Linked DNA regions of Homo sapiens: regions 1, 3, 4 and 5 are each linked to region 2. A link is a loop called in an ENCODE intact Hi-C map of the cell type or tissue named here. Cell type or tissue: heart right ventricle. All regions are shown on one strand. Each heading gives the region's core, and the rest is flanking DNA. Links, peaks and the distances in the headings are about the cores only.

What was found. Peaks named below come from ENCODE experiments on the same cell type or tissue, not always from the same donor. Only the 100,000 strongest peaks of a DNase experiment are listed, where the experiment ranks them.
Region 1: it touches region 2 in a loop (2.6-fold over the local background); 12 of 110 quality-filtered maps call a loop at or near these places.
Region 3: it touches region 2 in a loop (3-fold over the local background); 29 of 110 quality-filtered maps call a loop at or near these places.
Region 4: it touches region 2 in a loop (3-fold over the local background); 48 of 110 quality-filtered maps call a loop at or near these places.
Region 5: a loop joins it to region 2, with 4 times the contacts of the local background. A loop is called at or near these places in 47 of 110 quality-filtered maps.

Annotation. Positions count from the first base shown.
Region 1 is chr5:139,612,387-139,618,538 of GRCh38, reverse strand. UBE2D2 (ubiquitin conjugating enzyme E2 D2) reads right to left here. Exons shown (of 7, transcript NM_003339.3): 3 at 3,922-3,953; 4 at 3,765-3,842; 5 at 3,573-3,678. Among named protein-coding and RNA genes, the nearest start is that of CXXC5, 33 kb to the left of the region's middle. In heart right ventricle, for the core only: no CTCF peak of the experiment used is centred there; no DNase peak of the experiment used is centred there.
Region 2 is chr5:139,419,235-139,425,191 of GRCh38, reverse strand. It overlaps DNAJC18 (DnaJ heat shock protein family (Hsp40) member C18), which reads left to right. Exons shown (of 8, transcript NM_152686.4): 5 at 78-187; 6 at 2,375-2,484; 7 at 4,967-5,139. Among named protein-coding and RNA genes, the nearest start is that of DNAJC18, 17 kb to the left of the region's middle. RefSeq lists a silencer at 2,681-2,830 and an enhancer at 4,856-5,361. In heart right ventricle, for the core only: a CTCF peak has its summit at 2,722; no DNase peak of the experiment used is centred there; H3K27ac peaks cover 1,462 bases.
Region 3 is chr5:139,622,272-139,628,423 of GRCh38, reverse strand. UBE2D2 (ubiquitin conjugating enzyme E2 D2) reads right to left here. Exons shown (of 7, transcript NM_003339.3): 6 at 4,963-5,056; 7 at 1-1,668. The coding sequence ends at 1,623. Among named protein-coding and RNA genes, the nearest start is that of CXXC5, 23 kb to the left of the region's middle. In heart right ventricle, for the core only: no CTCF peak of the experiment used is centred there; no DNase peak of the experiment used is centred there.
Region 4 is chr5:139,762,527-139,768,678 of GRCh38, reverse strand. It overlaps a transcript of PSD2 not described here. Among named protein-coding and RNA genes, the nearest start is that of PSD2-AS1, 19 kb to the right of the region's middle. RefSeq lists enhancers at 4,382-5,045, 5,046-5,708, 5,709-6,152. In heart right ventricle, for the core only: CTCF peaks have their summits at 2,722 and 2,926; a DNase peak (open chromatin) is centred at 2,908; H3K4me3 peaks cover 645 bases; H3K27ac peaks cover 395 bases; H3K27me3 peaks cover 2,282 bases.
Region 5 is chr5:139,752,000-139,758,151 of GRCh38, reverse strand. It overlaps a transcript of PSD2 not described here. Among named protein-coding and RNA genes, the nearest start is that of PSD2-AS1, 8.9 kb to the right of the region's middle. RefSeq lists silencers at 2,035-2,114, 5,740-5,891. In heart right ventricle, for the core only: no CTCF peak of the experiment used is centred there; no DNase peak of the experiment used is centred there; H3K4me3 peaks cover 613 bases; H3K27me3 peaks cover 4,729 bases.

The sequences.
Region 1 (6,152 bases), core at 781-5,780, 190 kb before region 2:
ATTGCTATTTGGTGAAGGAAGTGCAACCAATGGGACCCTCACCAGGCCAGGCACAGGTCCACAAACACTTTCTCAAGTAGCTCTTGAATTGTAAGGGGGCCTACCAAAAGAAAAGGGGACACTTCTCTAAAAAACTATTTCATTAAAGTTGTAATAACTTTAAAAAAATGTGGTTCTCTGGCATCCTGTTTTTATTTCTGCCTGGGACTCCAAAAATTTTAAATTAATGTCTCAGAGTTTTGTTTGCTTTAAAAAATTAATTTGTGGCCAGGAGCAGTGGCTCACACCTGTAATCCCAGCACTTTGGGAGGCTGAGGCGGGCGGATCACCTGAGGTTGGGAGTTCGAGACCAGCCTGACCAACATGGAGAAACTCCGTCTCTACTAAAAATACAAAATTATCTGGGCGTGGTGGTACATGCCCTATAATCCCAGCTGCTCAGAAGGCTGAGGCAGGAGAATGGCTTGAACCCGGGAGGTGGAGGTTGTGGTGAGCCGAGATTGCGCCACTGCACTCCAGCCTGGGCAACAAAAGTGAAACTCCTTCTCAAAAAAAAACAAATAATAATAATAATAATTTTTTTTTAAGATTGAGTCTTGACATCCAAGTGATAACATGACAAATACCCAACACTTTTGACAACTGTGCCTTTATCCCCAGTTTTTGGAGTACTTACAAGGAACCAGTTAACTGTCTGTTTTTGCTTCTTTAATCTTCGTAACAACAATGAAATATGTATTATTGTTCCTTTTCTACAGATGAAAAAACTGAGGAATACAGGGGCCAATGTGTCTCTAGCCTCATTTAATAAGAGGTGGATCTGAGATCTGAACACAGGCAATTGGATCTAGAATCTATGTTCTTTACCATGAAACTATGTTGCTTCCTGTCTAAATACATGCATTAAACAAATGGTAAATTATAAGCAGATAATTTCTACTTAATGGTTCAAATGGTAAATTATAAGCAGATAATTTCTACTAAAAATACAAAAATTAGCCAGGCGTGGTGGTGGGTGCCTGTAATCCCAGCTACTTGGGAGGCTGAGGCAGGAGAATTGCTTGAACCCGGGAGGCGGAGGTTGCAGTCAGTCAAGATCACACCATTGCACTCCAGCCTGGGCAACAAGAGCGAAACTCCCTCTCAAAAAAAAAAAAAAAAAAAAAAATCACACACCACATTTCACCACACAAATACCAAAACTAACATTGCTTGTCTATTTCTGGACACTCAACATACTTTTATATGTAACTCTTGTTACAGTGTATATGCCTTTTTTCTTTTTTCTGCTTTTCTCAAGCACAGTATTTTCCTATTTTCACAATATTTGTAAAGATCAATACTTTTTTTTTTTTGGAGACAAAGTCTCCCTCTGTCACCCAGGCTAGAGTGCAATGGTACCATCTTGACTCACTGCAACCTCCGTCTCCCGGGTTCAAGTGATTCTCCCGCCTCAGCCTCCTGAGTAGTTGGGACTACAGGCACGCACCATCACACCTGGCTAATTTTTTGTATTTTTAGTAAAGATGGGGTTTTGCCATGTTGGCCAAGCTGGTCTCGAACTCCTGGTCTCAAGTCATCTGCCCATCTCAGCCTCATAAAGTTCTGGGATTACAGGCATGAACCACTATGCCTGGCCAGGGTCAATACTCTTTTAAATGCATGTGCTGGAACCGATCTATTTTTTCCTCTACTGTAAGTAACCTCCAATTTTCAGAACTAAATCACAATGTCACAAATGTACTTGTATACAAAGTTTTTTCAGCATTTGGGATTGTTTTCTTAGTATAAATAAATGAAACTAGAATTATTGGGTGAATGGGCATGGATGATTAAGTCTCTTAACACATACTGGCAGACTGGGCTCTACAAATCTATACCTCTACTTGAAGAATATGAGTGTTCATTTCAATGTACCTCATTAGTGTTTTGTCTTCTTTTAAAAATATCTTTGTTAATTAAAAAGGTAAAAAATAGGAACGTAACATTCATTTATTTATTCTTTGGTTCCCCTGTGTCCATTCATCTATTGGGATCTGAATTTTTTTCTGATTTTTGTACTTCATATTTTAAACATATTAATCCATTACCATATTTGATTTTTCTCTTAAACAACTGATTTCATTTTCACAAAAGTACATCCAGTGAACTCTTTTATCACCTTTCAGAGTACAGCAGTGAGATCTGATAAATATTCTTGTTTTTGAGACGGAGTCTCGCTCTGTCCCCCAGGCTGGCCAGGCTGGAGTGCAGTGGCGCAATCTCAGCTCACTGCAACCTCCGCCTCCTGGGTTCAAGCGATTCTCCTGCCTCGGCCTCCCAAAGTGCTGGGATTACAGGCGTGAGCCACCGTGCCAGGCCATAAATACTTGTTTTTGTTTTCCTTTATAAATTCTAGATTATTTGGCTGGGCACGGTGGCTCATGCCTGTAATCCCAGCGCTTTGGGAGGCCGAGGCAGGTGGATCATAAGGTCAGGCGTTCGAGACCAGCCTGGCCAACATGGCGAAACCCAGTCTCTACTAAAAATACAAAAATTAGCTAGGCGTGGTGGCGGGTGCCTGTAATCCCAGCTACAAGGGAGGCTGAGGCAGGAGAATTGCTTGAACCCGGGAGGTGGAGGTTTCAATGAGCCAAGATTGCACCACTGCAGTCTAGCCTGGGCGACAGAGTGAGACTCCATCTCAAAAAAAAAAAAAAAAAAAAAAAATCTAGATTATTGTAACGCAACTGTGATTTCATCTGGGAATAATGTTGAAGGGTTGTACAATTTCAAATCAACACATTAAGACAACAACTACATCACTCAGTTCATTGATACAGAAACCTAAAGACAAGAGCTGGTAAAATATTTACCTATATTTTGTTCTTCAAGAACCTAACGTCTATGTTTACAGCATAGGCATTTGTCTAAAGGGCTGGTCTATTTCCTATTCTGCAATAGTATCTATCTTTTTCCATTCATGAATCTCAAGGTTGGAAGAGATGTTAATTGTGCTCTACTTTATGCTCTAAAAAAACATTCATACCAGTGTCCATCTTCTTTTTTTTTTTTGAGACAGAGTCTCGCTCTGTTGCCCAGGCTGGAGTGCAGTGGCACAATCTCTGCTCACTGAAACCTCTGCCTCCCGGGTTCACACCATTCTCCTGCCTCAGCCTCCCGAGTAGCTGGGACTACAGGCACCTGCCACCATGCCCAGCTAATTTTTTTGTATTTTTAGTAGAGACGGGGTTTCACCATGTTAGCCAGGATGGTCTCGATCTGCTGACCTTGTGATCTGCCCGCCTCGGCCTCCCAAAGTGCTGAGATTACAGGCATGAGCCACGGCACCAGGCCCAGTGTTCATCTTCTAACCTATGCTAGAGTAGCACAACTGACAGACTAGTCACTACACCAAGGAATACTTTTGCTTGAAAAATCCAACTCGTTTTCAGTTCTCAAGGTCCATTTCAGATTAAGAAGAATTGCTATCTCTTCTTAAAAGAAACATAAGTAATCTTTTCAAAAATAAATAACTCTAAAAAGACAAAAGACACGGTTGCTTTATCTTGATATCAAATACCCACTGTTACCTTTTGAAATAGTTAGTGCTGGAGACCACTGTGATCGTAGAATATCAAGACAAATGCTGCCATTACTGTTAATATTTGGATGATAAATTCTTGTTGTAAATGCAACCTACAGAAAGAAAGGAAACTTTCTGTAAACTAGTTTATTAGTATTATAGAAAGTACATTAAAAACTGCCACATTCCAATTAATTACCTTAGGTGGTTTGAAGGGGTAATCTGTTGGGAAATGAATTGTCAAGAAAAATACTCCACCCTGATAGGGACTGTCATTCTGTTGATAACAAGAAAAGTGGGATTAAAATGAGTAAATTACATAAACTGTTTATTCTGAAATTAATCTGAATACTTACTGGCCCCATTATTGTAGCTTGCCAATGGAACACTGAAAAATAACAAGAAAAAAGTCACCATGTAACAATATCTACATTGTATCTACGCCATAGTAACATATCATTCCCCTTCTAATCCAAATTCATTTATAAATAATATGATAATGAGTATGAGCAAGATGAGGAACATAAATTAACAGTCTAAAGAAACAAGAAAAATGACTAGAATGGCCTAGAACACTGATAAGGTGCTCAATGAAAAATATTTAGAGCCAGGTGTGGTGGCTCACACCTGTAATCCCAACACTTCCAGAAGCTGAGGTGAGAGGACTGCTTGAGCCTGAGAAGTGGAGGCTGCAATGAGCCATGACTGCGCCACTGCAAGACTCTCTCAAAAACAAAAACAAAAAAAACCGAAAGTATTTGGGCTAAAACTTCTTGAAACTTCATGTCAGGTAGACAAACTTCTTGACAAGGCTTACAGTTCTACTTTTAAACAGTTATTTCTTTACCTCACAGGGTAAATCATTTCTTCAAAACAATTACATATAATACACTTTTTTTTTTTTTTTTTTTTGAGACAGAGTCTCACTCTATCGCCCAGGCTGGAGTGCGCTGGCGCAATTTCGGCTCATTGCAACCCCCGCCTCCCGGGTTCAAGCAATTCTCCTGCCTCAGCCTCCCAAGTAGCTGGGACTACAGGCAAGTGCCACCACACCTGGCTAATTTTTGTATTTTTAGTAGAGACAAGGTTTTGCCACGTTTGGCCAGGTCTCAAACTCCTGACCTCAGATGATCCACCCACCTCAGCCTCCCAAAGCTGGAATTACAGGCATGACTCCTTTTATAATGCTGGTATACGGGGGACAAAACAGTAAAGTCAAGGTAGATAATACTCAAATTAAGAAAGACTGGTTTTAACAAGGAGAAAAAATTTCTAAAAACTCTTGTGTAGGTCTGTACATTACTGGCCCTCATTAAAGAAAGAAAAACATCTCTCCTAATGTAAAGGATAAGTTAAAGAGGAAAAAAGAGAAAAAAGGAGTAAAATTTAAGAAGAAAATATTAGCTGAAAGCCCAAGGTTGATTACAAGCTCCAGGGATACTTCTAATAAGTTATAAACTTGTTCAATAAATAAATATCTTCCAAATGCAGAAAATGATGCTTGTTCCATGTTCTCATGCTACTAAGTGCATCATGAGAGATCAAAAGCCAGAGTTTTTACTTATAATTAAGCTACTACTTAGCACACTTACCATTCATACTATGATCTGAGCAACCTAAGGGAAGTTGTCACTGGGGTTATATTTGAACAACCCAAACCAGGTAACTCTTGTCACAAGGTAGAAGAAACATGAAGACTAAGAAGCCATATAAAAATCCACCAGAATGTCAGTCCAAATCCTAAAGTTCCTTCCAACCTCCTTAATATCAAATTAATCCCTAAAGTTGGTTTGTTGCTCACTGGGACTTGAACCTAAAAATAGCAGCTTGTTGATTAGGGGTTAAAGGTAAAGGATAGGAATTGCTGAGGCTCCCTTCCTTAGATTAGCCCTCACTAGTACTTACAAACACTTATATTACTCTCTGCTGACCATTTAATGGACTGAGTAAGCCAAGGACAAAGCCATTCTGGGCCACTAAAACTGGACCTAGTATCTTCAAGGGAAGTCCTATAAAAAGCCCCTTGTATGTTGTTTAAAGACACAAAAGTGGGCACCTGTAGTCCCACCTACTCAGGAGGCTGAGATGGGAGGATGACTTGAGCCCAGGAGTTCAAGTCCAGCCCAGGCAACATAGCAAGACCCTGTTTCTGAAAAAAATTAAAAACAAGACTAAAACACACACACGCACATGCTCACACGCATGCATGCACACATACACGAGTCTCACTCTATTTTTAATCACAAATATACTTACAATTTGAGTAAATAAAACATTGATAACTAGAATTAACAACCCCCAATAACAAGACTAAAAACACTATTAGACAAAAGTATGACCAACTGGTCAAGGGACCTGTTCTTCTACTTAATTCTTTCCTGTTATTTAAATTTGTGGTTATAATGGAAGAGTATTAATTGTACCTGCATTTCCACTCAAAGCTGTAAGAGTTGGGTAAGATAGTAAGAAAGCACTGCTTTTAAGTGTTCTCAGGCACTGCCTGCCACAGTGGCGCCCTCATCTCTAATGTCTGCTGAGAAGGGGGATAAGTAAGGGGGCCTCTAGATCATGACTAGTACAAGGCAGA
Region 2 (5,957 bases), core at 1-5,000:
ACTCCATCTCCAAAAAAAAAAGAAAAAGGCAGGGAAGGAGTGTTTGCCATATCCCATACCATGTATTTCTTTTCCAGGAAATATTCATATGTTTTCAAATGTGACAGATGACACTTACTATTACCGTCGACGGCACCGACATGAGAGGACACAGACTCAGAAGGAGGAGGAAGAAGAGAAACCTCAGGTACCTAGGGAGGGAGGAGCACTGCTGCCCATAAACAGTTGTACTTGGCCAACCTTGATGGTACATGGTCAAGTTTTAGAAGTTGAACCTGAGATATGTTGCTTTAGGAAAGATGTGCTTTAGGAAAGCAAAAGCAATGGTTAGAAGAGCTGGAAAATTGGCCTAAATAGGCAGAATGGTATCCCCTCCCTCTGCCCATTCTTGGGTGGCTCTCCCAGAATCTCAGCAATCTGTGGGGCTGACTTCATCAAGGCTTTTTTTTTTTTTTTTTTTTTTTTTTTTTTTTTGAGAGAGGGTCTCACTGTCACTCAGGCCGGAGTACAATAGTAGAAACACAGCTCACTACAGCCTCAAACTCCAGGGCTCAACCAATCCTCCCACCTCAGCCTCTCATGTAGCTGGGACTATAGGTGCGTGCCACCATGCCCAGCTCATTTTTTGTAGAGATTATTTCTCACCATGTTTCCCAGGCTGGTCACAAACTCCTGGGCTCAAGTGATCCTCCTGCCTTGGCTTCCCAAAGTGCTAGGATTACAGGCATGAGCCACCGCTCCGGCTTCATAATTTTCTTGGCTGCAGAAAATAGGAATCCTCTTCAAAATATTTAGAACTAAAGGGGGTTTAAGGTAAGGGATCAAAAGAGTCTCATGAAGCTCAAGGACAAGAAGCACAGCTGGGCCTCATGACAGACAGGAACAAGGAACTGGGATACTGTCAGGCTCCCAAGCAGCTGTGCTCTGCAGGACTCTTTGGGCCCAGATTGTCTCCAGTTTTCCTGCCACTCTTTGCCTCTGTTTTGTTTTCACCAAGCAGCTTTGCTTGTTCTACTTCCCCTTGCAAATAGCCAGTCTACAGTGCCTGAGAGTGTGTGTTCTTCCTTAAAGTGATGACCCAGAAGTGAAGGGTGATGAGTTTCAACCCCAAATTCCTAGGAGAGAAAACGTGATTACCTCTGCCAGAGTTGGATGTCCCCTGAGTCCAATCAGCTGTGGCCAAGCATGATGCTAACCTGGCTCCTAGAGCCCCACTACTGTAAGAGGCACAGTCTGGGCAGGTTTACCTAGAGATGTTTGCTTCATTGGTCTTATTAATGGGGCTGCAGGGGGATTACTGGGTGTCAATCCAGGTTGTTGTTGGACCTCCTTCAGCCTGCTCAGCAGAGAGAGTAAAGGTTATTTGGTATAGATTGAGTATCCCTTATCTGAAGTAAATTGGACCAGTAGTATTTCAGATTTCAGATTTTTTTTTTTTTTTGGATTTTGGAAATTTGCATTATACCATTATATATTTGACAATTCCTAATCTGAAAATCTGAGGCTGGGTGCTATGGCTCACACCTGTAATCCTAACACTTTGGGGGAACTGAGGCAGGAGAATTGCTTGAGCCTAGGAGTTTGAGATTAGCCTGGGCAACATGGCAAGACCTTGTCTCTACAAAAATTTAAAAATTAGCTGGACACGGTGGTGTGCACCTGTGGTCCCAGCTTCTCAGGAGGCTGAGGCGAGAGAATCATCAGAACCCAGGAGGTCAAGGCTGCAGTGAGCCATGTTTGTGTCACTGTACTCTAGCCTGGGTGACAGAGCAAGACCATGTCTCAGAAAAAAAAAAAAAAAGGAAATCCAAAATGCTCCAATGAGCATTTCCTTTAAGTGTCATCCTGGTACTCAAAAAGTTCTAGATTTTGGAGCATTTGTGATTTTGAATTTTCTGATTAGGACTGCCCAACCTGTACTTCTCAGCTGAAAGTACAGCCTTCCCAGAAAAGCCTGGGGCTTTGTGGATCCTCCTATGCAGTGCATTGATAATTTGTTATTTTCTTTGGAGCAACTATCTTATTTTCAATAAGCTTTATATTGATAAAGAACACTTACAGGCCAGGCGCAGTGGCTCACACCTGTAATCCCAGCACTCTGGGAGGCCGAGGTGGGCAGATCACGAGGTCAGGAGATCGAGACCATCCTGGCTGCGGTGAAACCCTGTCTCTACTAAAAATACAAAAACTAAGCCGGGCGTGGTGGCGGGTGCCTGTAGTCCCAGCTACTCGGGAGGCTGAGGCAGGAGAATGGCGTGAACCCGAGAGGCGGAGCTTGCAGTGAGCCGAGATCGCACCACTGCACTCCAGCCTGGGCGACAGAAAAAAAAAAAAGAACACTTACAGCAAGTTTTTATTTTTTTTTCTTTTTCAGACTACATATTCTGCATTTATTCAGCTACTTCCAGTTCTTGTGATTGTGATTATATCTGTCATTACTCAGCTGCTGGCTACTAATCCCCCATATAGTCTGTTCTATAAATCGTAAGTCTGGTATTTCTAAATCTTTCTCAGTAACAGTCTGGGGGTGAAAGACTTGAAGGTTTTGCTGATACATTACTAACATTTCATTTCACCTTTTGCTGTAGAAAACACCGATTTGATGTTTAAAGGAACAGCTGGGTAGTCATGGTGCTGAGACTCAAAAATACTGAGGCAGTCTCCTGTGTGCCTCGGGAAATAGATTGTCTTGTTCTATAGTGACATCATCTGGTCAGCTGCAGAACAGCAGTAACTGGTTTTTGAAGGATCAGTAGAATTTAAGGTTTAGATGAACTCATTATCACACCATGGTAGAGTTAGAAAGACTCTGTTAAGCTGTTGATAGGATTGCTGGACCCTGTGGGTCTCGGAGCATAGTATTAATAATGGGGATCAAGTGATTATTTTCAATTTTTTTGTTTTTGTTGAAAATAGAGAAATTCCTTGTAATGCTTTTTGCGTATAGATTATAAACTCTGATAGGATTTTTAAAAATTTCTTCAATTAATTCTTTCAGTTGATTCAGTTCCCAAAGTTTGGTCCCCAGACCAGCCATCGTCAGCATCAACAGGCAACATGTTAGAAAGGCAGATTCTAGGGCCCCTCCATATCCATTGAATTAGAGGCTCTGGGGGTAGGACCAGAAGTCTGAGTTTTAAAAAACCCTCTAGATTATTCTGGTCCACACTGAAGTTTGAGAATCACTAGATTATCTTTTTTGTTAATAATGAATAATAAATTATTATTCATTATTATAATTTAGTGGGAAAAAAACCTTTTAAAAGTAGAATTTATTAGACAATATATAACAGGAAGAGTCTTTGTCAGTGATCACTGTAGACAAGACCATCATTCCAGGTCAATCCAGGTCAGTATTTCCTTTTTTGTTTGTTTTTGTTTTTTGAGACAGAGTCTCACTCTGTCGCCTGGGCTGGAGTGCAGTGGTGCAATCTGGGCTCACTTCAACCTCCACATCCCTGGTTCAAGGAATTCATGTGCCTCAGCCTCCTGAGTAGCTGGAATTACAGGCGGCACGCACCACCACACCCGGATAATTTTTATATTTTAGTAGAGACAGGGTTTCACTATGTTGGCCAGGCTGGTCTCAAACTCCTAACCTCAGGTGATCTGCCCACCTTGGCCTCCCAAAGTGCTGGGATTACAGGCATGAGCCATCGCGCCCGGCTAGTATTTTCCTTTTACAGAGAGCGAAGCTGAGGCTGAAAGAGAGGTTTCTTTTTATTGTTTTTGTTTTCGAAGCAGTCTTGCTCTGTCACCCAGGCTCCCAGGCTGAAGTGCAGTGGTGCAATCTTGGCTCACTGTAATCCCCTTCTCCCAGGTTCAAGCGATTCTCATGCCTCAGCCTCCTGAGTAGCTGGGATTATAAGCATGTGCCACCACACCTGGCTAATTTTTGTATTTTTTAGTAGAGACTGGGTTTCACCATGTTGGCTGGGCTGGTCTCGAACGCCTGACCTCCACCTTTCTTGGCCTCCCAAAGTGCTGGGATTACCGTCATGAGCCACTGCACCTAGCCTTCATAGAGAGGTTTTTGCCATCAGGCCACACTGGCCTGATTCCCTCTGTTTCCCAGCTTCTCATGTTTTTCCATATGGCACTTTAGCTTTCTTTCTTGTGAGGCCAGCGGGGTAAGCACGGACCTGCTCTGTAAGCTCCCCCAAAACCTTAGAGTGAGGGGAGAGCAGTCATGGCTTCAGCTCTTACTCTAATTAGAGAGGATCAAAGGAGAGGGCCGGAAAAAGGCCAAATAAAATATAGCCCCTTTAATGTAGAATTTGTCCAGTTTGAAGAAAACCATTTCTGTCACATTGTTTTAACTTGAGTTTGAGGTCCCTTCTATGTTTCCTTATGGTTAGAATTAGTCAGCTCAGTACTCTTATTAATGTTGCTAAGCACCAGATACCTTTGGATGTCTTGGACCCACAGAGAGTTAGCTCTAAAGCATCATTGAAATCTTTTGTCTGAGTTTCTTGCAGTTCTCAGTTAGCAGCTATGTGCGAAGTACTTTTTATCATGTCCAAAATATTGCTTCTAGGTTGGTGTGAGCTATCTGTTTTTTTTGTAAATAATTTGCTATATAACATAATCAGTTCATTCAACCAGCATTTATAATAGCCTACTCTGTCAGGTACCATACTAGATCCTACACAACGTAAAAATTGTTTGTTTTAAGCATTCAGCATTCTACTTTTAGCACAGAGAGCAGTATAAGAGAGGTGAGTCCTTTAAGAGAATAAACTATGCTGAAGCTGAATTCATAGTATGAACTTGCTTACATAATACAATTATGATGATGTTATACTTACAACTTTGCTAGGGAAATAAGAAGTGTTGGGTATATTAGAAAATGATATCTGCCTCTGCTCTATGAGCAGATGATGATGATGATATCTGTGAGGGCAGTGCTAAGAGTAATATTGCCAAATATTATGAGCTCACATGAGCCTCTCTCTCCTTGTTTCAGGACCTTGGGCTACACCATTTCTAGAGAAACTCAGAACCTGCAGGTGCCTTACTTTGTGGATAAAAACTTTGACAAGGCCTACAGAGGAGCTTCTCTGCATGACTTGGAGAAAACAATAGAGAAGGATTACATTGATTATATCCAGACTAGTTGTTGGAAGGAGAAACAACAAAGTAAGATACTGTAAAAGGGGCATTAGCTGGTGGCTGTGGTTCCCAGCAGGAGGCACCCCCAGCCTCCTGATCCCTCCTCTCTTCTTGTTTGAGGCTACGCATGTTTATGTGAACAGAGTCAGAGGACAAAGGCCATTCAGGATACTATAAAAAAGTAGGGGAAATTTATTGACAGGATACATGTGGCCAGGACTTGGAAATCTTAGGAATTTAGGCGGCACTAGTCACCTGTCTGTATGTCTGTCTCTCTTTGAGTCTCTACCTCTCTCTGCCAATCTGCCCCCTCTCCTCTCCCCACCAGCTGCCTTCCTTTCTTTCTTCCAGCTTCCCTTTTGCATAACCTTGTTTGCCATGGTTTACAGTGGTTGCCACCCTGCTTATCACTCTCTCAAATTCCCCAGTCTCACCAGTCAGTGCCCCTTTCTGCAGCACACACGTCTGTAAGTTCTTGGTGCTCGCTGATTTGGTCCACAGTTTCCCAATTCCACACTCCCTAGAGGGAAATCTGATCGAGCCAGCCTAACTTTTTGAAACAGAACAAAGGTTTAGAGGTTTCTGGTATGGAATGAGGTGTCCCCTACCCTCACCTCCAGCTGGTTGTGGCCACACAGAACAAAAGCGACCCCTTGGGTCTGCCCCTTTGGGTGTGGCAGGCCTTCCCCCCTATTTCCCTCTCTGGAGACAGTGGGGATGATAGCATCTGCCACTGGCTTACAGCTCCAGCAAGTGTTACTAGGAGTGTCTGCAGCAGGGGTAGCCCCGTCTCAGCCAACAGCTTCACCTTTGGTCCCACTTGAATTCTACACACACATACCGCG
Region 3 (6,152 bases), core at 526-5,525, 200 kb before region 2:
AAGCAGTGGACATTTATTCCTTAACTTTTGTGCAAGAGTGTAAAGATGCATTTGAAAGAACCTGATGGCTAGAGCATCAGCCATGGCTTTCAGGTTGGCCTAGTTTACAATTAGGAAAAGAAGGGGGGAAAAAAGGTAACTTGCCTAGTTCACATGAATGATGTTTCTGGCAAACACAGTTGTTTACAAGTTTCAAGCTATATTTTACTAGGGTCAAGGGAAGACTTCAAAAAGCCACATACAGTACAATTTAAAATTGTGTGAACATCCTGCAAATGTTAGTGCAAAGTAATTATGTAGACTCTCCAAACAAGACTGTGCTCTTGTTTCCCAGGTTTGGTCAATGTTGCTCTTTTATAATTACAATCACAGAAGCTTAACTTACCAAATAGCAATGCCTCTGTGTTTTATGTCCTATGTACCAAGGGAATGTCACAAGGTTTTGATGAAATGCAGCTTAGTTTCATTAATAAAGCAAATTTCTTATTGAATTTAACAATCAAGTTCCTGGAATGCTGCATGTGTTGTTTCATGGAAATGCTCTTAAGCTTATGCCTCTAACTTGTTCAATAAAATTACTCGTAAGATATCCTTTTTACAATGTAACTGGAATTGTTTCATGATCTTAAAATGCAACCAGTATAAATGAACATTTCAGAAGTGGGAGAAAATCCACCACTAATCTCAGCTAGACAAACTTCTTAAAAATGAAAAAGCCTATTCACACAAAATTATATGTAATGACTGTAGTAACCAGTTTATTACACAGATTAATCATTCTTGAAAGTACAAGCTCCAGAGGAGCAATTGGGTCTTTAAATATACACAAGTATTTCCATCAAATGAATTTTCACCCTTACATCCAAATAGACCTAAGCGGTTAAAAACATAAGAAAAATAAGAGCTATTAGCTATGTATTAACTGAGAAACCACATACAAACCAAAGAATATGGAAGAGAGAAAGAAGGGCTGAAAGGCCAAAGGTTGAAGGGGTAGGGAGATGTAAAAGAGTTGGGAACAAAGCCCATCACACTTGATGTACTAATAGCTCCAATCCATTTAAATGTTGACCAGTTAAACTTAGACCTTAAAATGCAGGATGTGGGTAGAGTTTAATCTGGTTGGTCATAACTTTCACCTAAGACGTAGCTCCTTCGGAATAAAATGAATACAGACACAGCTTCATGTTCTTCACCTTGCTTTTCATAACTGTTTTGAGTTTAAATGGATTCCACTTAAAAATAATCTCCTATAGGTGAGTGGAGCCTTTTCTTTCCCATCCAAGCACACACCATACCCACCACCCCCCTCACACCTTGCTGTTATCCAAATTTAAGTCAATAAGAAAAGCTTTTAGTCTCACACCTAGGTAATGCCTGTAGAACTGGCTTGTCACACACACACTTCTCTGCTAGGAGGCAATGTTGGTACAGAAGTACAGTATTTCTAGTTTGTTGTTCCAAGTATGTACAACACGCAGCACTGCTGTATCAGGTAAACATGTGCACAGGGGAAGATGAGGCGTGGGCTCATAGAAAGCAGTCAAATGGAAATCAAAAGGACTTTCTCTTTCAGAGTTCCCCTATCTTTATTTGTAGAGGTTATCCAATAATTTCTTTAATTACATCGCATACTTCTGAGTCCATTCCCGAGCTATTCTGTTGTACCTGTACACACAAAGAGAAGCTTGGCTTAACATAGGTGTGGAGTCAGTAAGCAACAGATTCCATTCATTATCCCATCAAGTAACTTGAAGAGAGTAGCTTATAGGACATTCAAGGAAAGGCCCCTTTCTATCCCAAATTTCTGATAAGGATTAATTCAATGATAATGGGAAGGAGCTGTAAAATGTGAAAGTCTCCTTTAATTGCTACTTATAGAGGGTTCTGATTAAATTTTAGTATTTGTTGGCATATACCTTATTCCATACTTGATTGGCCTATTTCTACAAAAGATGTCCACTCAATTCATTCATTTAAAGTACTTGAAATTATATGATTCTACATTACATAGTTCTTGAACTCATATACTAATAATGATTAAACCGACAGAAGGCTGGGCATGTTGGCTCACACCTGTAATCCCAGCACTTTGGGAGGCTGAGTCGGGTGGATCACTTGAGCCCAGGCGTTTCACACCAGCCTGGGCAACATGATAAAACCCTGTCTCTACAAAAAAATACAAAAATTAGCAGGGTGTGGTGGCGCATGACTATAGTCCCAGCTACTCAGGAGGCTGAGGTGGGAAGATCGTTTGAGCTCAGGAGGCAGAGGTTGCAGTGAGCTGAGATTGCAATACTGTACCATAGCCTGGGTGACAGAGTGAGGCTCTGTCTCAAAAAAAAAGGGGGAAAAAAAACCAAACTTTCCTTTCATATCAATAAAACAATTGGTTCTGGTAGAACTAATTTCAACAATTTGGTTGACAAAATGAATGGGTTTATTGCTTCAGAAGAACATTTGAATAAAGTAAGCAGAGCAAATGATTCTATAATTCTCCTATTAAAAAACGGGTGCTAGGCCGGGTGTGGTGGCTCACGCCTGTAATCCCAGCACTTTGGGAGGCTGGAGCAGCTGGATCACTTGAGGTCAGGAGTTCCAGACCAGCCTGGCCAACATGGCAAAATCCCGTCTCTACTGAAAACACAAAAATTAGCCAGGCATGGTGATGTGCGCCTGTAATCCCAGCTACTCAGGAGGCTGAGGCACAGGAATCACTTGAGCCTGGGAGGCAGAGGCTGCAGTGAGCCAAGATTGTGCCACTGCATTCCACCTGGGCAACGGAGCAAGACTCTGTCTCAAAAAAAAAAAAATTAGCTGGATGTGATGGCATCTGCCTGTGGTCCCAGCTACTTGGGAAGCTCAGATGGGAGGACTACTTGAGCCTGGGAGGTTGAGGTTACAGTGAGCTGTGATTGTGCCACTGCATTCCAGTCCGGGCAACAGAGCAAGACCCTGCCTCAAAAAAAAAAAAAAAAAAAAAGGGGGGGGGGTGGGGGTGGGTATGCTGGCCTTGCACGGTAACTCATGCCTGTAACAGCAGCACTTTGGGGGGCTGAGGCAGAAGGCCTGCTTGAGGCCAGGAATTAGAGACCAGCCTGTGCAACATAGTGAGATCCTGTCTCTACAAAAAAAAAAAAAAAAAAACAAATTAGCCAGGTGTAGTGGCATGTACTAGCAGTCCCAGCTACTGGGGAGGCTGGAAAGGTGTAGTGGCATGTACTAGCAGTCCCAGCTACTGGGGAGGCTGGGGTGGGAGGATCACTTGAGCCCATGAGTTTGACACTGCAGTGAGCCACGATTGTGCCACTGTACTCCAGTCTGGGCTGAAGAACAAGACCCTGTCTCTGCAAAAAAAAAAGTGGGGGGTTAGAGGGTGGGGGCAGTGCAGTTTGGGAAAGTTCTGTTCAACAGTGTTCAACATTACTCCATGATGACTTGGGAAATGACTTCTGGTAAGCATTCAGACCCACAATTCTAAATATCGGACAAAACAGTTCTCTAATCAAAAAAATTTGACAATAAATTCACAAATAGGAAAAAGCAAGAACCAACTACTGTTAGAATATCCCATTCCCAGTGTTACCTCCACTAAAAACAAAAACGTATCTATGCCTCTCTAATCCACTAGAACTCAAGTTGGAGACGTGAGTCTTGCTCTGTCGCCCAGGCTGAAGTGCAGTGGTGCAATTTCAGCTCACCGCAACCTAAACGTCCTGAGTTTAAGCAATTATCTCAGCCTCTCGAGTAGCTGCGATTACAGGTGCCCGCCACCATGCCCGGCTAATTTTTGTATTTTTAGTAGAGACGGGGTTTCACCCCGTTGGCCAGGCTGGTCTCAAACTCCTGACCTTGTGATCTGCCCACCTCAGCCTCCCAAAGTGCTGGGGTTACAGGCGTGAGCCACTGCGCCCGGCCCTAAAAGAACTATCCACCCTCTCCTATCTAGTTCCTCTTATAACTTCACTGAATACTACATAAAACAGATGTTATTAGTGCTGGGCATGGTGGGCATGCTTATAATCCTAGCTACTCCAGAGGCTGAGGTAGGGAGTTTGAGACCAACCCAGGCAACACAGCAAGACTCCATCTCAAAAGAAAAAAAGAAAAGAAAAAATGCTACTAGAACACTTTTAGCTACTATCTCTTTTGATATCTTGACCACTGTTCAATAATTCATAGTACAATTCTAAAATACCCAAATTCTACATCAAGTTTTGTTTTTAAAAGAAATTTGGGGCTTTCACGTCTAATGGCATTTATTTGCTTTCTTCCTTTAGATTATGTCAAATGGTAGGAAATCAATTCTCTTTTCCCATTAATTGACAAATACCTATGGCAGGCAAATGGGCACTTGATGAAAAGTGCTTTATATATCAAAAGCCAAGCATAAGGCATTAAGCTGTTGAAAAATATACCATAGGAAAGTTTTTGTATGGGTGTGGTGGCTCACACCTGTAATCCCAGCACTTTGGGAGGCCTAGGCAGGCAGATCATTTGAGGTCAGGAGTTCGAAACCAGCCTGGCCAACATGGTAAAAGTCTCTACTAAAACTACAAAAAAAACGAACCTGGCGTGGTGGCCTGCGCCTGTAATCCCATCTACTCGGGAGGCTGAGGCATGAGAATCACTTGAACCCAGGAGGCGGAGGTTGCAGTGAGCCAAGACTGCACCATTGCACTCTAGCCTGGGTGACAGAGTAAGACCCTGTCTCAAAAAAAAACAAACAAAAAAAAAAGTTTTTGTAGACAAGAGGAGTCACGTGAAACAATCAGGGATAAGACTGGCATCATCTACTTATAATAATACTCAATGCATATATTTCTCTTTTCTAGCCCCAGGAGAGTATATTAGGACTTCACTTTAAATATCTGGCCGATATTCAGCCCTTAAACAAGAAAGATTTGTGACAAACATCTCCATCCCACCACAGATAACTTTCCATCTTGAGGCCATACTTACTTTTCTCTATCTGTTTTGTAGATCCGAGCAATCTCAGGCACTAAAGGATCATCTGGATTGGGATCACACAACAGAGAACAGATGGACAAGAGTACTAGAATGAAAAAAATCATATAAATTAGCAGAGGATCAAAGCAAAGGGTTGAGAGAAACATGAGACGCCAAAACATGAGAAAATTCTAAGAATTTATACTGTAATGCCTAGCAGCTTTGTAAGTTTTACTTAACTTTATATTAACAGTAACCAACAAGGATTATTATTATTATTATTATTTCTTTTTTTTTTAGCAGAATTGGGGTTTCACCATGTTGGCCAGGCTGGTCTCGAACTCCTGACCTCAGGTGATCCACCCACCTCGGCCTCCCAAAGTCCTGGGATTACAGGCTTGAACCACCATGCCTGGCCTAATTTTTGTATTTTTAGTAGAGATGGGGTTTCGCCATGTTGGTCAGGCTGGTCTGGAACTCCTGACCTCGTGATTCACCCGCCTCGGCCTCCCAAAGTGCTGGGATTACAAGCGTGAGCCACCACACCTGGCAAATAGTTTTTTTTATTTTTTATTTTTTGAGACGGAGTCTGGCTCTGTCGCCCAGACTGGAGTGCAGTGGCGCGGCGCGGTCTAGGCTCACTGCAAGCTCCGCCTCTCAGGTTCACACCATTCTCCTGCTTCAGCCTCCTGAGTAGCTGGGACTACAGGCACCCGCCACCACGCCCGGCTAATTTTTTGTATTTTTAGTAGAGACGGGGGTTTCACCGTGTTAGCCAGGATGGTCTCGATCTCCTGACCTCGTGATCCGCCCACCTTGGCCTCCCAAAGTGCTGGGATTACAGGCGTGAGCCACTGCACCCAGCCTACCAACAAGGATTTTAAGAAGCTTAAACAGACTTTAGGTTAGGTCATTAAAAAATAAAAATGAAGGCTGGCTGCAGTGGCTCATGCCTGTAATCCCAGCACTTTGGGAGGCGGAGGGGGGTGGATCACGAGATCAAGAGATTGAGACCATCCTGGCCAACATGGTAAAACCCCATCTCTACTAAAAATACAAAAATTAGCTGGGCGTGGTGGTGTGTGCCTGTAGTCCCAGCTACTCAGGAGGCTGAGGCTGGAGAATCGCTTGAACCTGGGAGGTGGAGGTTGCAGTGAGCCGAGATCGTAGCATTGCACTCCAGCCTGGGCGACACAGCAAAA
Region 4 (6,152 bases), core at 544-5,543, 340 kb before region 2:
TGATCTCGGCTCACAGCAACCTCTGCCTCCCAGGTTCAAGCAATTCTCCTGCCTCAGCCTCCCAAATAGCTGGGATTACAGGCATGCGCCACCAAGCCCAGCTAATTTTGTATTTTTAGTAGAGACGGGGGTTTCTCCATGTTGGTCAGGCTAGTCTCGAACTCCCTTCCTCAGGCGATCCACCCACCTCGGCCTCCCAAAGTGCTGGGATTACAGACTTGAGCCACCATGCCTGGCCAAGGAAGGTGTTTTTATACCTGTTACACAAATGAGGAAACAGAGGGCAGTGAGTGGGTCACATTCTCTTTTTATGCCCTCCTCTCCCCCACTACACACATCTAAACCGCAGCCAGGGTGACCAGCCCACTGGCCTCTCAGCCTGGAGTCCAGAGGTCCTCTTTTCTTGGCCTGTCTGGGAGAGAACTCTCTCCCAGCTGGGGCCTGTCCTATCCTTTCTCCCTCCTCTTCCTCCCCCTCCCCACTTCCTTCCTTCCTGCTGTAGGATATTCCCTTTGCAGGAAAGGTTCCAGGTTCCGGGGCAAGGCCCCCAGGTTCAGCTGCCCAGGCTGGGACACGTGCTACCTCCATCAACCAGCCCCTTTGCCCTCCCTGGCGGGGGGCCAGATATCTGAGCCAGGCCCAGGGGACAGGGGAGCACTGCACAGGGGACAGCTCAAGGTCTTCTTGTCCCTCTCTCTGCCTCCAGCCCTAGCTGAGGCAGAGGACTCTGGAACTCATCCTGGTGCCCTGGGGTCAGGCACTAGACCTGGTAGGGGCTTTGTCACTCTGCCTGTGAGCTGGTCATCACTGAGAGCCTCTGAGCAAGAGCCTTACCTCTGTCAAGCTGGTATATAACCTCTTGGATTGCATGTGCTGAATCACTTTGCACAGCACCTGGCACAAAGTGAGTGCTCAGTTAACATTATTAACAGCTCCAATCATTGTTATTATTCTCTCCAATATCATCCTCATCTGACTGAATCTTTACAGCTCTCCTGGGAAGTAGGTAGAGTTTTGATCCTCATTTTATAAATAAGAAAACTGATGCTTACAAAGACAGGAGGGGCCAGATGCCGTGTCTCACATCTGTAATCCCAGCACTCTGGGAGGCCGAGGTGGGCAGATCACTTGAGATCAGGAGTTCGAGACCAGCCTGGCCAACATGGGGAAACCCCGTCTCTACTAAAAATACAAAAATTAGCTGGGCATGGTGGTGCATGCCTGTAATCCCAGCTACTTGGGAGACTGAGGCATAAGAATCCCTTGAATCCGGGAGGTGGAGGTTGCAGTGATCTGAGATCGTGACATTGCACTCCAGCCTGGGCAATAGAGTGGGATTCTGTCTTTAAAAAATAAAAATAAAAGGAAGAAAGAAAGAAAGATGGTGGCTGGGTGCGGTGGCTCACGCCTGTAATCCCAGCACTTTGGGAGGCCGAGGCAGGCGGATCACGAGGTCAGGAGATCGAGACCATCCTGGCTAACACGGTGAAATCTGTCTCTACTAAAAATACAAAAAAAATTAGCTGGGCAAGGTGGCGGGTGCCTGTAGTCCCAGCTACTCGGGAGGCTGAGGCAGTAGAATGGTGTGAACCTGGGAGGCAGAGCTTGCAGTGAGCCGAGATTGTGCCACTGCACTCCAGCCTGGGTGACAGAGCGAGACTCTGAGAAAGAAAGAAAGAAGGAAAGAAAGAAAGAAAGAAAGAAAGAAAGAAAGAAAGAAAGAAAGAAAGAAAGAAAGAAAGAAAGAAGGGAAGGAAGGAAGGAAGGAAGGGAGGGAAAGAGGGAAAGAAGGAAAGAAAGAAAGAAAGAAAGAAAGAAAGAAAGAAAGAAAGAAAGAAAGAAAGAAAGAAGGAAGGGACTTGCCCAGACTCAAACCCAGGCCAGTCAGTGCTCTTTATCACCTTACTATCCTGATGCCTACCCCTCTATTCGCCCTAGAGCAATTCTTAACCTGCTGGGTGTCTCAGTTTCCCCAGCCAGGCAATGGCGAGGATGGAGGAGGCATCTCTAAGGACCTTTAAGTCTAAGGGAACTTATTAATCCATCGAGGTGGGGCTGCTGGAATGGGCACAAAATCACAGATCTAACCATGGAGGGTCCTACAGGCCAAGGTCACCTAAACTCAGGACAGACTGCAAGAGTCTAACCTGGGTCCCTTCTGCTCTAGCTCCATCCATTTCCCCCATACACAGAGGAGAGAAAACCCCATATTGTGGGACAGGGAGAGGGTGCCCCCCACCATTCCAGGACTGCTGAAGACTGAGAAACAGGCCCAGGCAGGTGAAAAGAAGGCTAGGCGCTGGTAGACGGGCAGAGGCAGAAACAGAGTCATCGAAGGGTAGGTCCATCAACAAGTATCCCATGAAAGGCTTAGGGCCAGATAGAACTGCCAGGCCTGGAAGGGAGGCCTCACCCTACTGCCACCAATCCTGTATCGCCCCCTTCTACAAACAGCACATCGAATCACAGCTCAGATTGTAGACTTCCTGAGTTCAGATCCATCTGTTAGTCCTTCATCTGTGGACTCAGCGATCCACCCCCACCACCATTCTGCTCCGCGGTCCCTCTCCCCAGGCCCTGGTTCCACACCTCCCTACCCAATGTTCTCCCTTCATCCAGACCCCAGGCTCTCTACCCAGCCACCACAGAGGGGCCTGGCTTGCCGTCACCCCATCGCCGCCAGCTTGAGGACAGGCCCAAAAAAGGAGGACAGGGAAAGAGAGAGGGAACGAACGCACCACCCCGGGCCAGAGCGGCGTCCTCTCATCGGCCTAGGAAGCTGTACTGCTCAGCAGCCACCAGAGGGCGCGCGCCCCTTCTCAGAGCCAAAGCCACGACGGCGGCGGTGGCGGCGGACCCGGAGGGGTTTGCAGAAGATGCGGGGCAGGGGTGCGGTCACTCCGGGAGGAACCCCCCCGGAACGCAGCCGCACCCTGGGCTCGGATTCAGCCCTTGTAAGAAGACGGCCTTGGATGCTGCCCCTCGACCCTCTCCCCAGCCGCGCCCCGCGCTTCGGTCTCCTGCTGACTACTCGCTCTCTCCCCCTCCTGGCCGCTGCGAGCACTGCGGCCCGGCGGAGCTTGGGCTTGGAGGGTGGGAGGTGGGCAAGGGGGCGAATGGGGATTTATCTGGAAATAATGTGGCAAGGGGCTGCATGGTGGGAATATACTGGGCAGAACGAGATTGTAGTGGTTAGCACTAGGTGAACAGAAGTACGAAGAGGTGGGGAACTACAGTGGATGTGCAGGGTACTGGGCCGATTAATAGGAGGGCACTGGGGGCCACCGGGCAGGTACTGGGGGCAGTGGGTGGTCCCTGGGGGCTATTTAAGTGGTACCAAGCCTAAACTGGAAAGAGGGCGCTGGGTGGTTTCCTGGTGGTAACGGGGGCCCTGAGTGCATGTTGGAAGTACCACTGCGTAGGCACTGGGGGTACTGAATAACAACTGGAGACATTGTGTGCTGGGAAGAACTGGAAGGCAGTGTGAAGATAGCGAGCAGAAGGGGCACTGAGTGGGAACCAGGGGTGGGAGGGTCACGGAACCCGCAGTGGGAAGTACTGAGTGGGTCTGGGGATATGGCACAACTGAGAGGGTGAGGGGGCGTTGGAAGGGTTCGTGGCAGGTACTGGGCATTATCTATGAGAAGTGGGGACATGGGTGGACATCGGGTGGGTCATGGAAGTCACTGGGGTCACACTGAAGCCCTGGAACAGTATGGCACTTCCCTGGCTGTGCCTCAGTGCCCCTCACAACAGCGCCACTTTCACAGCCAGGACTTAGATCAGAAATGTCCCTTCGCCAGTGAGGGTATCCTGCCCTGACCAGAACCTATTCCTGCTTTCCTGGCGGGTGTGGAGGGTGCTGCTCATAGACAGAGGACAGGCTCTATTATCTACCTCCCCCAGATGAGGTGGGAAGTAAAGGCAGGTCAGCCCCTTATCCCTAGAAAATAAGGAGCCCCCTGCTCAGCCCCTCCCATCAGGTTTCGGCCTCCTGGCCCAGCTTGCTGGCTGCTGGGCCGGGAGGGGCTGCCAGGCTCGGCCTCCTGCCCACTGCGGGGCGCCGGGGGAGGGCGGCGCGCGGCTCGAGATGCCGCGTTGCCATGGAGACGCTGCCGCATCCTGACTGCTCCTGGCAACGGGGTCCCGCAGCCAGGCAGGCGCTCGGCGGGGACCCCAGGGAGCGGGCGCGCCAGGCTGCCCACGGCGCCGCCAGACCCCCGGGACACGGATATGGCTCCCCCACCCACAGGCGCCCCTCACTCACACTCCCAGGGGCACACGGATGTACGTACGCGCCCCAGCTGCAGCAGCCCAGGCGGAACTGCAGCCCAAGCCCTCCCTGCAGCCCCCACTCATTAATTCAGCAAACATTTGCTTACGGTCTCAGTGCCAGGCGCGAGCTGGCCACTGCGGTTGTGGCGGCGACAAGTCACACGGGGACGCTGCACTGCCCCCCTCCCTCCCCATCTCGCAGCCCGCAGGGGAGGCAGACACAGAAACAGTGTGATCAATACTGTGACCCCAACAACAGCCACCCGCTGACTGTGTGCTCAGCCCTCCTCATGCAGGATCTTGCCTAAACTGTAAAACCCTTGGGAAGCACTGTGAGAACTCCTTTTCACAGATGGGGAAACTGAGGCACAGGAGAGCTCATCTATTCACCAGAGGCCATGTAGTCAGGGTGAGGCAGAGCTGGACTTCCCAATTGGATCTTGGTGACTTCCCCAGACTACCTTTGCTGGAGAATTTCCGAAGCACAGATGAGGGAGGACCCAACTCAGCTGGGGAGGCAGCAGAGAGAATTTCAGACTCAAGCTCGGGTCTTGGGAGAAAACGCAAGTCGACCAGGCATAGCAAGAGGCAGGAACACTAGGCTGAAAGAACAGCTGGTGCAAAGACCTGGAGAATGTAGACTGGCAGGCTGGGTGTGAGAGCAAAGGCAGAAGATGTGGTTAGGAAGCTGCTTGGAGGCCAATCCTGGAGGCTCGCTGTGCCAGGCCGAGGGGACTGGCCTCCATTCCGAGAGGAGCAGGGAAGGTGTGAGCAAGGGAGGGCATGCCTGACTATTGCTCTGGCAACCCTGGGGGTGAGGGGCTGGCCCAGGGCAGGTGAAGCTGGAGCTAGGAGACTAGAGCACAGGCCATGGTCATCATCCCAGCAAGGGACAAGTGGGCCCACTCGGCTTGAGTCCAGAGTGGAAGTAGGACACGGCCTTCTTGCCTTCCCCGGCAAAGATCCTTCTGCCTGATTGGGAACCCAGGGAATGACCCCAGAGCTAGATGCCTGACAAGGTGGGCACCCCAGGGGGAGCCAGGGCTTAAAGACAGTGAGCGCAGTGAATGAAAACATGCTTCAGAGTGACGTGAAGAACAACTGGGCTAGACTCCTGGAAGGACTTCCCAGGAGGAATGGGTGTGAGGTTCAGAGAGAGGCCAGGAGATCCTTGAGAAGAAAAGGAAGAGTCCCACACACCTCACACATCTGGAGGGAATAGACAAGATGTTTCTTCCAGACCCCTCCTGCCAGGGTTATTCCTCCCTGGGCCCGCCCAGCAGAGCCTGTTCAGGCACCCCACTGAGGAGGCACAGCATCCGGCCCCTAACCTCCCCCTCACCCAACAAGGTTAGCCTAATTTTTTTCCTTCCGTGGATTCAGGTCATTGCTCCCTGTCCTCTCTCTGAGGCGCTGCAGAATGTGACTAATTCCCTCCCTTCATTTATGGGTCCTGTTACCTGGAAGGTATTTATAGCGCAACAGCCTCCCTCTCTCCCCAGCGACTCCGCTGCTCTCCCCCCAGGCCATCTCTCCCCACTCTGCCAACCTTTGCCTCCCCTCTCTGCTGCCACAGCCCCACCACCTCCCCAGCCAGGCCTCCTGTCCTGCCATCCCCCTGGCAGGAAAGGGGGCTGGCTCTGCCGGGAGGGGTCTGCCGGGAGGGGTCTGTAGCCTTTCTGAGTGGAGTACTGTCTGCAGGGTAGATGACCCTCCTCTCTTGGACACGCTAAAAAAGGCCATCTAGGGCCAAGCTAGAAGAGGGTGACAATTGGTTGACCCCTCTGTGACCTCAACAAGCAACCTGGTACTTCAACTAACAATAGGCAACAATTATTGAGCGCTCAGCATGGGCAATACAGGGGATACCTGGGTCT
Region 5 (6,152 bases), core at 720-5,719, 330 kb before region 2:
ATCTATCTGTGGCCTCCTACACCTGTCTCCCCAGTGCAGGGCAGACTAACCCAACCCAAGTTGGTACTAAGAAACCATTTGGTTTTTTTGTTTCGTTTCGTTTTGTTTTTGAAATAGGGTCCTCACTCACTTGCCCTGGCTCAAGTGCAGTGGCACAATCCTAGCTCACTGCAACCTCTACCTCCTGGGCTTAATCTATCCTCCCACCTTGGCCTCCCAAAGCGCTGGGACTACAGGCATGAGTCACCGTGCCCAGCCTCAAGAAACCATTTGTAAGACACCAGGGGCTGCTGAGGGACCTGTACTCCTCCATTCTCCTCAGTCCACAACCCCAACTTGACAGGCCCCAGAACTAGGGTATGCTGGGGAGAGGACAGAGGTGAAAGTCCTTGCCGGCTGGTGTCCTCAAGGTCTGGAGGCCTGCTTTTAGTTAAGAACAGAAGCATATATTATGTATACGTTGGTTTGCTCAGAACATTCTAGGGTTGGAGATATTTAGAGTTGTGAAGACCCAGCACTATTTGGAAGAAAAAATCTCTTTCTCTCCCTCTCAAGGGTGGGGACGGGGGAACAACTCTTTCCCAAATCATTGGGACTAACACCAGCATTTTCTTTGGGGGAAGAAGGGGGTTTTCCATTCCCTTCAGGGACTGCCTGGCAGACACTACCCCCCTTGAGTCTTTGGTTGATGGTGATAAAAACACCCATCCACACTACATCTGATGCTCAAAACACCCTTTGCTACGTTCACTTACTGACTCTTAAGGGAAAAGCTGAAGAAGCTTGTGAACCCCCTTTCACAGATGCAGGCGAAGGACAGGGTTGGGGTGGTGGTGGCAGGTGATTTGCCCAAGGGCTGTAAGCAGTGGAGATGGCTGTGAGTGTGAGGAGGATGATTCTCATCCCACTGCCCACCCAGCCCACTCTGTGACTCCACTGGCTTCTCACACAGGCAGCTCCAAACCCTTTGCCCCCATCCCAGAGCCCAGGAGGGGTGGGAGAACAGCAGATGGCTTGGCTAGGGGACCTCCCAGGAGAGAATCCGCTTCATGCAATCTATGGGCCTGATTCCAATCCCAGCCATGCCCCTCACTACCCTGGACCTTGAGCAGGTCACTTTCCCTCTCTGTGCCTCTGTTTCCTCATCTGTAAAAACATGAGTTCCAACCTTGTAGAGCTGTTGTGTGGATGAATGGAGACTCGGGCCTGACCTGCAATTAGGAAGTGCTCAAGAAATTTGAGTTGTGCTTGTTTTGGGTTGTTTTATCACCTTCATCACCTCACTATCCCTTGTGGAAGAGTGCGGGAAGCTAATAGCTTCCCTATTTCCCAGCGGAGGAAACTGAGTCAGGGCATAGCCTCTAGCAGACAGAGGACATCGCCAGATAAAGGATCCTGAAGGCCAACTTTGATTTTGCCCGCCCCCTCTCAAGCCCCTCCATTGCTCCTAACCCTTGTAAGACAACACAGTCGCCCAGCCAGAAGAATCCCACCAGCTGGGTTCTTCCCTATTCCTAGGGCGCTCTGCTGAGTCCTGCCTCCTCGCCTGTGCCCAAGCTGGTCCCTCCGCCTAGAATCTCCACCTAAAGTCCGCTCCCTCCACGAAACTACCCCCAAGGGACCCTGGTGCCTGGCTGAACCGCGCAGCCCAGCCACTGACCACCTGGTCACCCCAAGCAACCTTCTGAACCCTGCACGGGTTGGGCAAGGACTTCCCAGTCTGACCCTAGATGCTTGAGCGGGAACCCTGGTGGGTGCCCCGACCCCGGGGGAGCGCAGCCTGCTCCCCAACCCCACTCCCTCCAGCGCCGCGGCCCCGGCTTTGATCCGGCTGCCTCTGCGCCCCAACCTGATTGGCATCGAATTACGCCGCGCGGCGGAGGCAGATAATGGCGGGAGGCGCGGCAGACATGAAAGGGGGGGCGCAGCGGCAGTCCGAGCCGTTGTTAATGACCCAATAAAAAGGAAGAGGGGGGAGAAATAACCCTCCCTTCCCTCCCCGCCCCCAGACCGCGGCCGGTGCACACAAAGCCGCCGCCGACTCGGAAATTACCGAGGCTCAGCCCAGAGCAGCGTGACTGGGGGTGGGGGCTGCGCTCACCTGGCGGGGCGCGGGAGGGCGGACGGCAGCCGCGGGGACACTAGCGGAGGCACAGACAGAGCCACACGGATAGGCACATACACTGAACCTGTCTTTAATAGTCTATTTTCATCATTTTTTGCATTGTGCTTTTTTTAAGTATACGAAAATATTTTTCCTAATTACTGAGATTTGTTGGAGCCCCCTTAAATTTTGTGCCGACGCTAGTCCAGGTCCTGAAACAGTCACACAGACAGCACCATTTAGTCACGCACACGGTGTGTCGCATACACACAGAACAGTTACAGTCTCACACACAGTCACACACAGAGACACAGTCACAGCATCACACACTGTGGCACCTAGAGTCACTTCGGAAACAGGCACGGAGCCTCATGCGCGCGCACACACACACACACACACACACACACACACAGCAGGGCCGCAGAGATGCTCACACGGAAACACACCCAGAAGCAGGACAGACACAGACATATCAAAGATACACACACACAGAGACAAATAGGGAGGAGGCTCCCAGGGACATACACACATCACACAAGCTGTGCAGAGAGGGACACAGAATGACGCAGGCAGAGCTACAAACACAAACATGCAACAATATAGAGACCAGCACCCCATAACATGTCCCAAAGATACCCACGCACACAAACACCCAGGCATGCTGGGACACGCACACATCAAAGCACAAATCCCCTCCCCACTAGCGTCTCTGGAACACACCCTATATACCCTCTCAGCCACCCATTTCACACCCACACTCACACATGTTCAAGTGTATTCGAGCGAGAGCCCAAGACTGGGTTGACCCACAGCAGAGATGAGGTGGCGTCGCTGGAACACAGACCCCAGAGGATCCATCTACCTACCCAGGACCTGACAGTGGGAAGGGGCGTGGGTGGCGCTGCCTCAAATCCATGAGGCTGGGGCAGATGGCTTAAACTGTCAGAATTTCAGTTTTGTTCGTCTATAAAATGGGGTTCAACTCCTCCCCTACGGGACTGTCTGCGACTCAATAAGCAAGCACTAAATGTTGGCTGCCATTATCATGTGGATTCCCTTGGGGGCAGCCCGGACCCTCTCCACTGCACACACACACAAAAACACATACACACCTTGGCTCCCAATCAAACTCTACTGCTAAGGAGGTCCCTCTGTTTTTGTTTTTGTTTTTGTTTTTTTTTGAGACAGGGTCACTCAAGCTGGAATGCAGTGATGCAATCACAGCTCACTGCAGCTTCAACTTCCCAGGTTCAAGTGATCCTCCCACCTCAGCCTCCCAAGTAGCTGGGATTACAGGTGGGTGCCACCATACTGGCTAATTTTTTTTAACTTATTTTATTTTTTTTAATTTGAGGCAGGGTGTCACTCTATCACCCATGCTGGAGTGCAGTGGTGTGATCTCAGCTCACTGCAGCCTCCACCTCCTGGGATCAAGCAATCCTCCCACCTCAGCCTCCTAAGTAGCTAGGACCACAGACACGCACCACCACGCCCCAGCTATTTTTTTTGTATTTTTAGTAGAGACAAGGTCTCACCATGTTGCCCAGGCTGGAGCTCGAACTCCTGAGCTCAAGCGATCTGTCCAGCCTCCCAAAGTGCTGAGATTACAGGTGTGAGCCACCACACCCAGCTAATTTTTTAATTTTAGAGGTAGGGTTTCACCATGTTGCCCAGGCTGGTCTTGAACTCCTGGGCTCAAGTGATCCTACCATCTAAGCCTCCCAAGTAGCTGGGAGTACAGACATGCAACACCACACCCAGCTAAATTTTTAAAATTTTTTGTAGAGATGGGGTTTCCCCATGTTGCCCAGGCTGGCCTCCCAAAGTATTGGGATTATAGGCATGAGCCATCATGCCCAACCCCTCTTAAATCTAATCTGAATTCCTCATTCTGTAATCTAAACCCAACTCTGGTCCGGCGCAGTGGCTCATGCCTGTAATCCCAGCACTTTGGGAGGCCAAGACGGGTGGATCACCTGAGGTCAGGAGTTCGAGACTAGACTGGCCAACATGGTGAAACCCCATCTCTACTAAAAATACAAAATTAGCACGGTGTGGTGGCGCATGCCTGTCATCCCAGCTATTTGGGAGGCTGAGGCAGGAGAATCGCTTGAACCTGGGAGGCGGAGTTTGCGGTGAGCCAAGATTGCACCATTGCACTCCAGCCTGGGCAACAAGAGCGAAACTCCATCTCAAAAACAAAACAAAACAAACAAACAAAAAAAAAAACAACTCTGGGAACAGGGAGGTATAGCCTTTCCAAGGAGCCTTTCCTGCTCCAAAAAGCAGCTCCACATGCAGCAGGCGTCCTGAGAGCAGGATGGGACTCCTGTGGGATCAGTCTCTAGGGCTTGGCCTCTCTGGGCCTTGGTTGCCTTCACTGTCAAATGGGTTAACAGCATCAGCATCCAACACAAGATGCTTCTGGGAGGATGAAATAGCTCTTAGGCTGAGTTCATGGGCCATGGCTAGAGCTGATGGTCCATGTTAGGGTCAAAAGTGAGGGGTCAGGATGCATACACCCCTCCCACTAGGACAAAAGTCCTCACTGTCATTCCTTCTTAGGTGGATAAGGGGACTTTATGAGCCAAACCTCAGAGCCTAATTAATGCAGTTAATCACAGGCCCAGCCACACTGGCCATGGGGACAGCTGGGAGGGAGGGTCACAGCTCAGTTACCCAAAAGCATGGAGGGGCATGAAACAAGGTTATTGGTGGCCTTCTCCTCCCCCATGGCCCTGAATGGAGGCTTTCCTATACCCTGCTAATCAGCACCCATCCTGCAGCCCCAGCTCACTGGGCAAGTCCCTTCTCGTGTCCAAATCCCGTTTCTCGCGCTGCAGCTCAGGAAGCACGTGGGATCTGCAGTCAGGGTCCTGGCTGTCTCTAATCAGGCAGGTTAGTTAGATTGGTCTCCCAATGGCTGGGCTGAGTAACACTGAGTTTGCTGATGGTGGTGGGATGGGTGGGTTGAGTCATAACTTCTTGGAATCCAGTGTCTAGCCCAGGAGAAAGGCAAGAATGAAGACAGGAGCTGGTGGCAAGGAAGAAAATGCCCCTTTCTCCCTCAAAGGGGCCTGTGCATGTGATGCTTTATGGGGGGTAGGGGGCGGAGGGGTTGGTCAAAGACTGGCCAGGGTTGTAGCAGGAGGGGCAGCCCACGCGGGCAGGGGCGCTGCCGTGTTATAAATCACCCTCGACTCAATTAGAGCCTGTGAAAGGTTGTGCACACCCAGCAGAAAGCTCCGCGCTTGGCGGGCAGCCAGCTCTCTGAGGGGGGCTGGGGGCGAGAGCTTGTGTGTGCCTACGTGTGTGTATGTGTGTGCCTGTGTCTTACTGTGCAGATGTGCTTGTGTGCCCTTGTGTGTGTTTCTGTGCCTGTGTGTACCTGTCTGTGCCTGACCTATGTGTGCCTGTGGTGGGGGGAGAGTATACATGCCTGTGGACTCTTGCATATGCAATATGCTCCAATGTCCTTGTGTGTTTGTCACCAGGTGCATCTGTATGCACCTGTTCATGCCTATTTGTGCTGTGTGTGCACTTGTGTGTGTGTTGGATGGGTGGCTGTCCTCGTGCCCATGTGCACTTGAGTGTGAGTGTGTGCGTGATTGTGTCTCTCCATCGCTTTGCCTCTGTATGTCTCCTTGCCTGTGTGCACCCAGGTGACAGTGCATGCTGGTGATGAGTTGAGCTGGGCTGGATGTGTGGGTGGGAGTGGAAGGGTGTTCTTATGGTAGGGGGAGAGTTATATGTTTTTAGGGAGAGGCAGAAACAGAAAAAGAGACATGGATGGATGGAATTATGGGCCGGCAGAGAGAGAGTGAGAGCCAGAGGAACCTAGTAGAGAGAGACGTGACCAGTAGGAGAACTAAGCTTTGAGGAGTGTGAGGGGCTTGGCAGTGTCGAGGATCTGCCAAGGACAACCACCTCCACCACTGAGTCAAGAGGCTGGACTGGCTGGGTGCAGTGGCTCACACCTGTAATCCCAGCACTTTTGGAGGCTAAGGTGAGAAGATTACCTGAGGTCGGGAGTTCCAGACCTGCCTGG